Regions from separate parts of the Homo sapiens genome. Here region 2 is linked to region 1. A link is a contact called in ENCODE Hi-C or POLR2A ChIA-PET data. All regions are on one chromosome and are shown on one strand. Each heading gives the region's core, a stretch centred on a gene start or an enhancer-like site at or near the end of the contact. The rest is flanking DNA. Distances are from core to core; before and after follow the strand shown. Region 1 overlaps LINC03154 (long intergenic non-protein coding RNA 3154). Region 2 overlaps ERRFI1-DT (ERRFI1 divergent transcript).

Evidence for each region. A loop is a pair of places that touch in the nucleus more often than their neighbours do. ChIA-PET counts read pairs that join two places held with the same protein, here RNA polymerase II (POLR2A). Pooled maps may share reads with other maps.
Region 2: a pooled map shows a loop between it and region 1 (2.1-fold over the local background). The contact joins two enhancer-like sites. A Hi-C loop is called at or near these places in 1 of 50 pooled maps. POLR2A ChIA-PET finds 5 or more read pairs at or near these places in 6 of 52 experiments (A549, AG04450, BJ and 3 more).

Annotation. Positions count from the first base shown.
Region 1 is chr1:8,279,811-8,283,612 of GRCh38, reverse strand. All of the region lies in intron 1 of LINC03154 (long intergenic non-protein coding RNA 3154), which reads right to left. Among named protein-coding and RNA genes, the nearest start is that of LINC03154, 22 kb to the right of the region's middle. Within about 2 kb of position 1,457, at least 4 of the 41 ENCODE cell types and tissues checked have a DNase peak (open chromatin) inside an H3K27ac peak, as active enhancers do.
Region 2 is chr1:8,075,828-8,079,232 of GRCh38, reverse strand. The region is part of intron 2 of ERRFI1-DT (ERRFI1 divergent transcript); the gene reads right to left. Among named protein-coding and RNA genes, the nearest start is that of ERRFI1-DT, 51 kb to the right of the region's middle. Within about 2 kb of position 1,857, at least 28 of the 41 ENCODE cell types and tissues checked have a DNase peak (open chromatin) inside an H3K27ac peak, as active enhancers do.

The DNA of each region.
Region 1 (3,802 bases), core at 208-2,707:
TGTACATGACATGTAGTTGATGAACTTGGTTCAATCTGGGAGGAGAAAGGCCGGTGGAAGATAGCGCCCCTGACTCCAATCCTACCACCAGTTACCCGTTAGCCTCTCCTGGAGATGGCTGAAACAGCATAAACAACCTCCAAACACCCGGCCACTGCAGCCAGCTGTTCTAGAACTGAAAGGACACCAGTTCCTCTTTAAGTCTCCGGGTGACACTCATTGACTCATATGTGTCATAGTTAATATGAATAAGACTTTCCTGGATTAACTTAGATATAACTAAATTGCCCAGTGAGGAGAAGCAATTTTCATTTACAGAAAACTATTACTGACTATAAAACTCTTTACCCGTGACGCTCACTAATTACTGATGACCCAAGGCTGGTGACCATGTCCTTCCCGGGCTGCCCCCACACAGCAGGGGCCCAGCCTCTTCCTCCTCCACTGCATGGAACGAGCAAGCTGCCTGCTGCTCATCTCGCCATGTCTTTCTGAAACCAATAAAACCTATCTGTTTTTGTTCTGCATTCGTGAATGATGCTTGCTGTTCAGAAAAGTGCATGCGTTGGTTGACAAAGTCTAACGAATAAAAAATGTCAGTGTGACTTCATGGAAATGTTGGTTCTCATCAGTCCTTTTCCCCAGATCTATTATTGCAAACACAAAGCGTTTTCTTCTACCGCACTCTGGGAGACTTACTGAAATAATTGTGTCATCGCTCCAGTGAAAGCATCCTCATTTCTGTCCTCATAGGGACTTTGGAGAAACTCAGTTGTCTACTTTCTCAAAACTTTTACTTGAATTGCTTTGCATCCCTAACTGAAATCTTCCAGCCCCCAAGGTCAGGGCTATGATATACCATGGTAACCAACTTCACCTGCCCCTCAATCCTGCCAAGCTTTGGTGAGATTCCCAGGGTGGCGTCCCACCACCAGCAAGTAGGTTCCTGATCACCCCTCTTAGCAAGGACTGTTTCAAACTGTCCCCCTTCTCAGACACCAAGCCACTCCCCCTCCCACTCAATCACAGCAGAAGACTCGGATTCCTATCTTACACAGAAAATGGCTGTTACTGGTGGCTGCCAGACCTGCAAACCTCCTGCTATTTTCCATTCTTTCCTGCTTCCCGCCTTCGTCCTGTCCAAGGCCAAGGTCTCCGTCTGTGCCCTACAGTGCCCACCTTCTCTGAGATCTCCCTCTAGTACAATCTCTTACTGTTGGGACCTCAGCGTCTCTCTTGACCACTCCCTCTGCCCCTCTGCCCGCTCCGCTCCTCCAGCTTCCTCCCAGCTCGGCAGAGCTGTCTGTGGCAGCCACTGCTGCTGGTTCCCTGTCATCCAGTTCCCTTTTTTCTTTTGGAATTGAAGCCCCCTGGGTTTGACTGGCCACGCACTGGTGACTACAAGGCCAGCCTCTCTCACTGGCCAGTGTGAGAGGTCCCACACTGGCCAGTGTGGACCTGAGCTCCCAGGACGCTTCTGAAAAGACACTGCTTGTCCTTGACCCCTTTCCCTTTCTGAGGACTGCAGCATGGACATGAGCAAGTGCACTGCCTTTGACCATGCAGAGGAAGACAGCACCCTGGGCGCAGCAGAGCCACGTGGAGGAGGCGGGCTGCAGGCTGACCTCACACAACAGAGCCACTCACCCCACAGCCCCACCTAATGTCTGCTTGGGCTTTTATGTGCAGGAAAAATAAACCTTCTGTCTTGTCTAAGTCACCGTCATCTGATCTATGTGAAAGCAGCCCAACAAATACGTTAATAAGATATTTTCTGATGGGAATGTAAATTAGTATAGCCATTATGGAAAATAGTGTGGAGGTTCGTCAAAAAAATAAAAATGGAACTACCACATGCTCTGCATTAGTCCATTCTCACACTGGGTAATTTATAAAGAAATTACCCACCCACCTGAGACTGGGTAATTTACAAAGAAAAGAAGTTTAATTGACTCACAGTTCCACATGGCTGGGGAGTCCTCAGGAAACTTACAATCATGGTGGAAGGCACCTCTTTACAAGGTGGAAGGAGGGAGAATGAGAGATGAGCAAAGGGGAAAAGCCCCTTGTGAAACCATCATATCTCGTGAGAACTCACTATCACAAGAATGGCATGGAGGTAACCGCCCCCATGATTCAATTACTCCCACTGGGTCCCTCCCATGACACGTGGGGATTATGGGAACTACAATTCAAGATGAGATTTGGGTGGGGACACAGCCAAACCATGTCATGCTCTAATTCCGCTACTGGGTGTATATCTGAAGGAAAGGAAATCAAATCAGTCTGCTGAAGAGACATTTGTATTCCCACGTCCATTGCAGCACTATTCACAATAACCAAGATATGGAGCCCACCTCAATGCCCATCAGTAGATGAATGGGTAAAGAAAATGTGGCATTTATATATGGAATACTATTCAGCCCTAAAAAAGAAGAGAATCCTGTCATTTACAACATGGATGAACCTGGAGGACACTATGTTAAGTCAAATAAGCCAGGCACAGATAGATAAAGAATGCGTGATCTCACTCATATGTGGAATCTAAAATAGTTGGACTCATAGAAGCAGAGAGTAGAATGGTAGTTACCAGGAGCTGCCGGGATGGTTGGGGAAAAGTTGGTCCCAAGGATACAAAATTTCATTCCAGGTAGAGTGGTGCTTGCCTGTAGTCCCAGCTACTAGAGAGGTTAAGATGGAACGATGGCTTGAAGCCTAGGAGTTCCAGACCAGCCTGTGCAACATAGTGAGATGCTGTCTTAAAATAAAGAAATAAATAAAATGGAAAAGACAAGACAATTTTTAAAGAAGAATACAAAATTTCAGTTAAGATAAATAAGTTCAGGAGATCTACTATACAACAAGGTGACTGTAGTTAATAACATTTTTTTTTTTTGAGACAAAATCTCACTCTGTCTACCAAGTAGCTAGGACTATAGGCATGTACCACCACCACTAGCTATCTTTTTTTTTTTTTTTTTAAATTGAGACAGAGTCTCACTCTGTCACCCAGGCTGGAGTGCAGTGGTGTGATCTCAGCTCACTGCAACCCCCACCTCCTGGGTTCAAGCAATTCTCTGCCCCAGCCTCTCGAGTAGCTGGGATTACAGACACCTGCCACCACGCCTGGCTAATTTTTGTATTTTTTTTCTTTAGTAGAGATGGGGTTTCACCATCTTGGCCAGGCTGGTCTTGAACTCCTGACCTCGTGATCCATGCACCAGTCCTCCCAAAGTGCTGGGATTGCAGGCGTGAGCCACCGTGCTCAACCTAATTTTTGTATTTTTAGTAGAGACGGGGTTTCATGATGTTGGTCAGGCTGGTCTCAAACTCCTGGCCGCAAATGATCTGCCCACCTCAAACTCCCGAAGTGCTGGGATTACCATGAGCCACCATGCCCAGCCAATAATATATTGTATTCTTAAAAATTGCTAATAGGCCAGGTGAGGTGGCTCATGCCTGTAATCGCAGCACTTTGAGAGGCCGAGGCAGGCAGATCATTTGAAGTCAGAAGTTCGAGACAAGCCTAGCTAACATAGCAAAACCCCGTCTCTACTAAAAATACAAAAAAAGTTAGCCGGGTGTGGTGGCGCATGCCTGTAATCCCAGCTACTTGGGAGGCTGAGGCAGGAGAATTGCTTGAGCCCGGGAGGCGGAGGTTGCAGTGAGCCAAGATCGCGTCACTGCACTCCAGACTGGGCAACACAGCGAGTCCTTGTCTCAAATAAATAAATAAATACATAAATAAAGGGATTGCACCACTGCACTCCAGCCTGGGCGACAGAACAAGACTCCATCTCAA
Region 2 (3,405 bases), core at 608-3,107, 200 kb after region 1:
GACCTAACTGACTTGCACCATCACCCAGGCTGGTGCAGTGGCACGATCTTGGCTCACTGCAGCCTGCGCCTCTCAACCATCACCCCCTTTAAGCTGCCACCTTTGTCTGCTAAATCTTCATTTCTGCGCTGACGTCTCTTGAGCTCAAGGCCTGATTTCCCATGCAAATTTGCTCTCTCTTCCTAGATGTCTCACAAGCACTGTCAACAAAGAAACTTATTTATTTCCCCAAAGTTGCTGTTTTTACACTGTCTCTAGCTTGAGCTGTTGCCCCGAGCTCGGTAGCTGCTTTTAAAGAGGTCATCTTATTCAACCATGGAACCTCTATAAAGTCATCCAGGATCCTTCCCACAATGGAAAAACTTTATTTGCTCAATCTAATTTTCACATAGTTTTTCAAAATGCACTCAACATCTTTCCTGAGAACAAACCAATTCCAGAACAAAATAATTAATAACACTGACACACGTTGAAGAAAGGAACAAGGAAATCATTTGAACAGCTCCCCTCTCACCCTGCTCCAACCTTCCCACCACCAGGAACGGATGAAATGTGCTAAGGGACCAGTGAAGAAGCTGACGGTGTCCTCAGGATGAAATAGAGAGGGAAAGAAATGCTATTCATTCCACAAACATTCCAACCCCAGGAAGGCCCTCCTCCTGCATCTAGCCACGGTAATATCCCAATTATTCTCCAGAACAGCAACCAGGCTGGTTGGCCTCCTCTCCGACCTCATATTCTGTCAAACTAACACCCAGCTCTGTTCTAGTCATTCTACCAACCTGCCATTCTTTCCCCTTCTGTTCTGAGTTTTCAAATTCTTCCTTGCGGCCCAGAACAAATGACTCATAGATGGGGAGTGTGTCACCGCCAACTGCCCCTCTCTATTTAAAAACAGAGCTCAAGTTCTACCTTTTCAACAACACCTTCCCCAATTCAGTGATGTCAGCAAATGCTTACCAGGCAGTATTATGTGTGCTGTGTCCTGTGTGGAGCCTGAATGTACTAGAATAGAGAGGAGATCAAAAGATAAAAATAACATGGCCTCTGGCGTCAAGGTATTTCCAGTCCAGCAGAACGATTTTCTTTTTTAAAATAATAAAACAAAGTAAAGCTCTAGGCTGATAAAGACACAGGCTAATGTTACAGTACAAGCTGAGGCAAAAAGTAATGTGTACTTTCTCTGAAACTGCATTTTATTTGTACTCCTGTGATTTTATGATTCTCCTACAGTAATCTATATCCACAGCTGATTTGGAAACTTCCGGAGGGCAGGAACTGTATTTTACCTGTCTCTAGTGAAGCTTCAGGAATAAGCCTTAGAGAGGAAGAAAGCTACAGCAGAGAGCCCAGGGAGAGAGGCCAGAGGTCATCCTACCATGATCCTACCACGGAACCAGTTTTTCTAAAGGCAGTTCCCCTCATCCTTATCACAAAAAAGCAGCAAATCATAACGAAGCCGCAAATTAACCAGAACCTTTCTTCTTCAAGGAATGAATCATTTACACACCAAAGGATATGAAGTGGAGTTTTGTCCAATGACATATTCAATTGCCTTGGTCTCCTAGAACTCTAATTTGATGTTGAGATTAAATACATCTTCCAAGATCCTTGAGTGGCAATTGAGAAATACAATTTAAGAAAAATGAATAAAAGTATCTACCTCTAAACCCCACCTTTTCTAGCCCATTAAGGTGATGGTGATTTCAGGTCAAGAGCAAGGCCGTCGAGGTGAAGCTAAAAAGACGTGGCTGGGCTGCAGGGCCGCAGGGCTGTGGTGTCTAGCCAGCTGTTACAGTAGGTGGTTCACGGACAGCTGTGAGTCACACTGACTGAAGTGGCAGCTCTTGACCAGTACTGTAGGCGCTAAGATCCGGTATTTGCTCTTAGACCGTGGGAGCAAAGACTAACAAGGAAAATACAACAGAACAGCTGGGAAATAAATTCCCTTCTGGCCTGCACAAAAAGGGCCCCTGCCAAGTCATTTTCCATCCTGGAGCCAGGGGAGGTCTAGGAAGGATATGTGCTTTTCTGTCCTTCAAATCCTTTGGCCTTCCCTCCAGTCTCACTTATCACTTCCCACCCCCTCCCCCAACCCCTGCTAAAAATGATACTAGGCTTTGACTCTGTTTCGTAACACAAAGCTTGACAAAAATATATGAGTGGACAAGCAACTTTTAAAACGTCATTTTAGCATATTTTTCTTTTTTCTTTTTTGAGACGGAGTCTTGCTCTATCGCCCAGGCTAGAGTGCAATGGCACGATCTCGGCTCACTGCAACCTCCGCCTTCCCTCGTGCAGAGGGAAGGGGTTCCGAGTGGATCTCCCAGTTCGTGGTGAGATGCAGTTGGTTTTATAGATGAACTTGAGAAGGTGGTGTCTGATTTACACAGGGCACAAAGGATTGGTGGGACCAGGTGAGCCATTCACATAGCATGCAAAGAAGCTGGCCACCCCACCCTAATCTCTCTTTTTTTTTTTTTTTTTTGAGACAGAGTCTTGCTCTGTCACCCAGGCTGGAATTCAGTGGCATGATCTTGGCTCACTGCAACCTCTGCCTCCCAGGTTCAAGTGATTCTTCTGCCTCAGCCTCCCGAGTTGCTGGGATTACAGGCATGCACCACCATGCCCAGCTAATTCTGTATTTTTAGTAGAGACAGAGTTTCACCATTTTGGCCAGGCTGGTCTCGAACTCCTGAACTCAGGTAATCCACCCGCTTCAGCCTCCCAAACTACTGAGATTATAGGTATGAGCCACCACGCCCAGCCCCTAGTCTCTTATCATGCAGGTGGGGTCTCTATCTGGCCAGCACCATGTAGCCTGCTTCTTTACTACACACGTGGCAACAAAGGAAAGGGGAGAGAGCCTCTGTGTTGAACATACCTGGCTTCCAGGAAGCCCTTTTCTATTGGCACAGCTGCTGGCATTTACCTATGCAAGCTTCCAGCTTGCTTGTCTATGTTTGCAGCTTGATTTTTCAGGCTGCTTTGTATTAGAAAAGAAATTATTTGTGGGCTGCTTTTTATTAAAAGGACTGAGGACTCTCTTACCCTCACTATCTGCCTAAGTAATTTCTTTTTAACACCTGTATCAATCTCTCTATCTCCTTATCCAGATTCAGGAAAGGTGAACTCACAGGAAAAGGAGACTAAAGTTCTGATAGAGGAACTTTTACCATAGGCTACCAGCCATTCTTTCCAGGGATGATGTGTGCAAGACTCATCTGCATAACAAGACAGCCTTTGCTCACCCATGCCTTTCCTCCTGGCGGCCCCCGTGACGTGTCACCACCTCCCACCTGGAGCTCCAGGCATCTAGTCCTCTCTGTAGGGTATAAAAACTGCAGTCATCTGGCCCTTCTTTGAGTCTCATATTTGTGTGGCTCCCTGTGCATGTGCACAGAA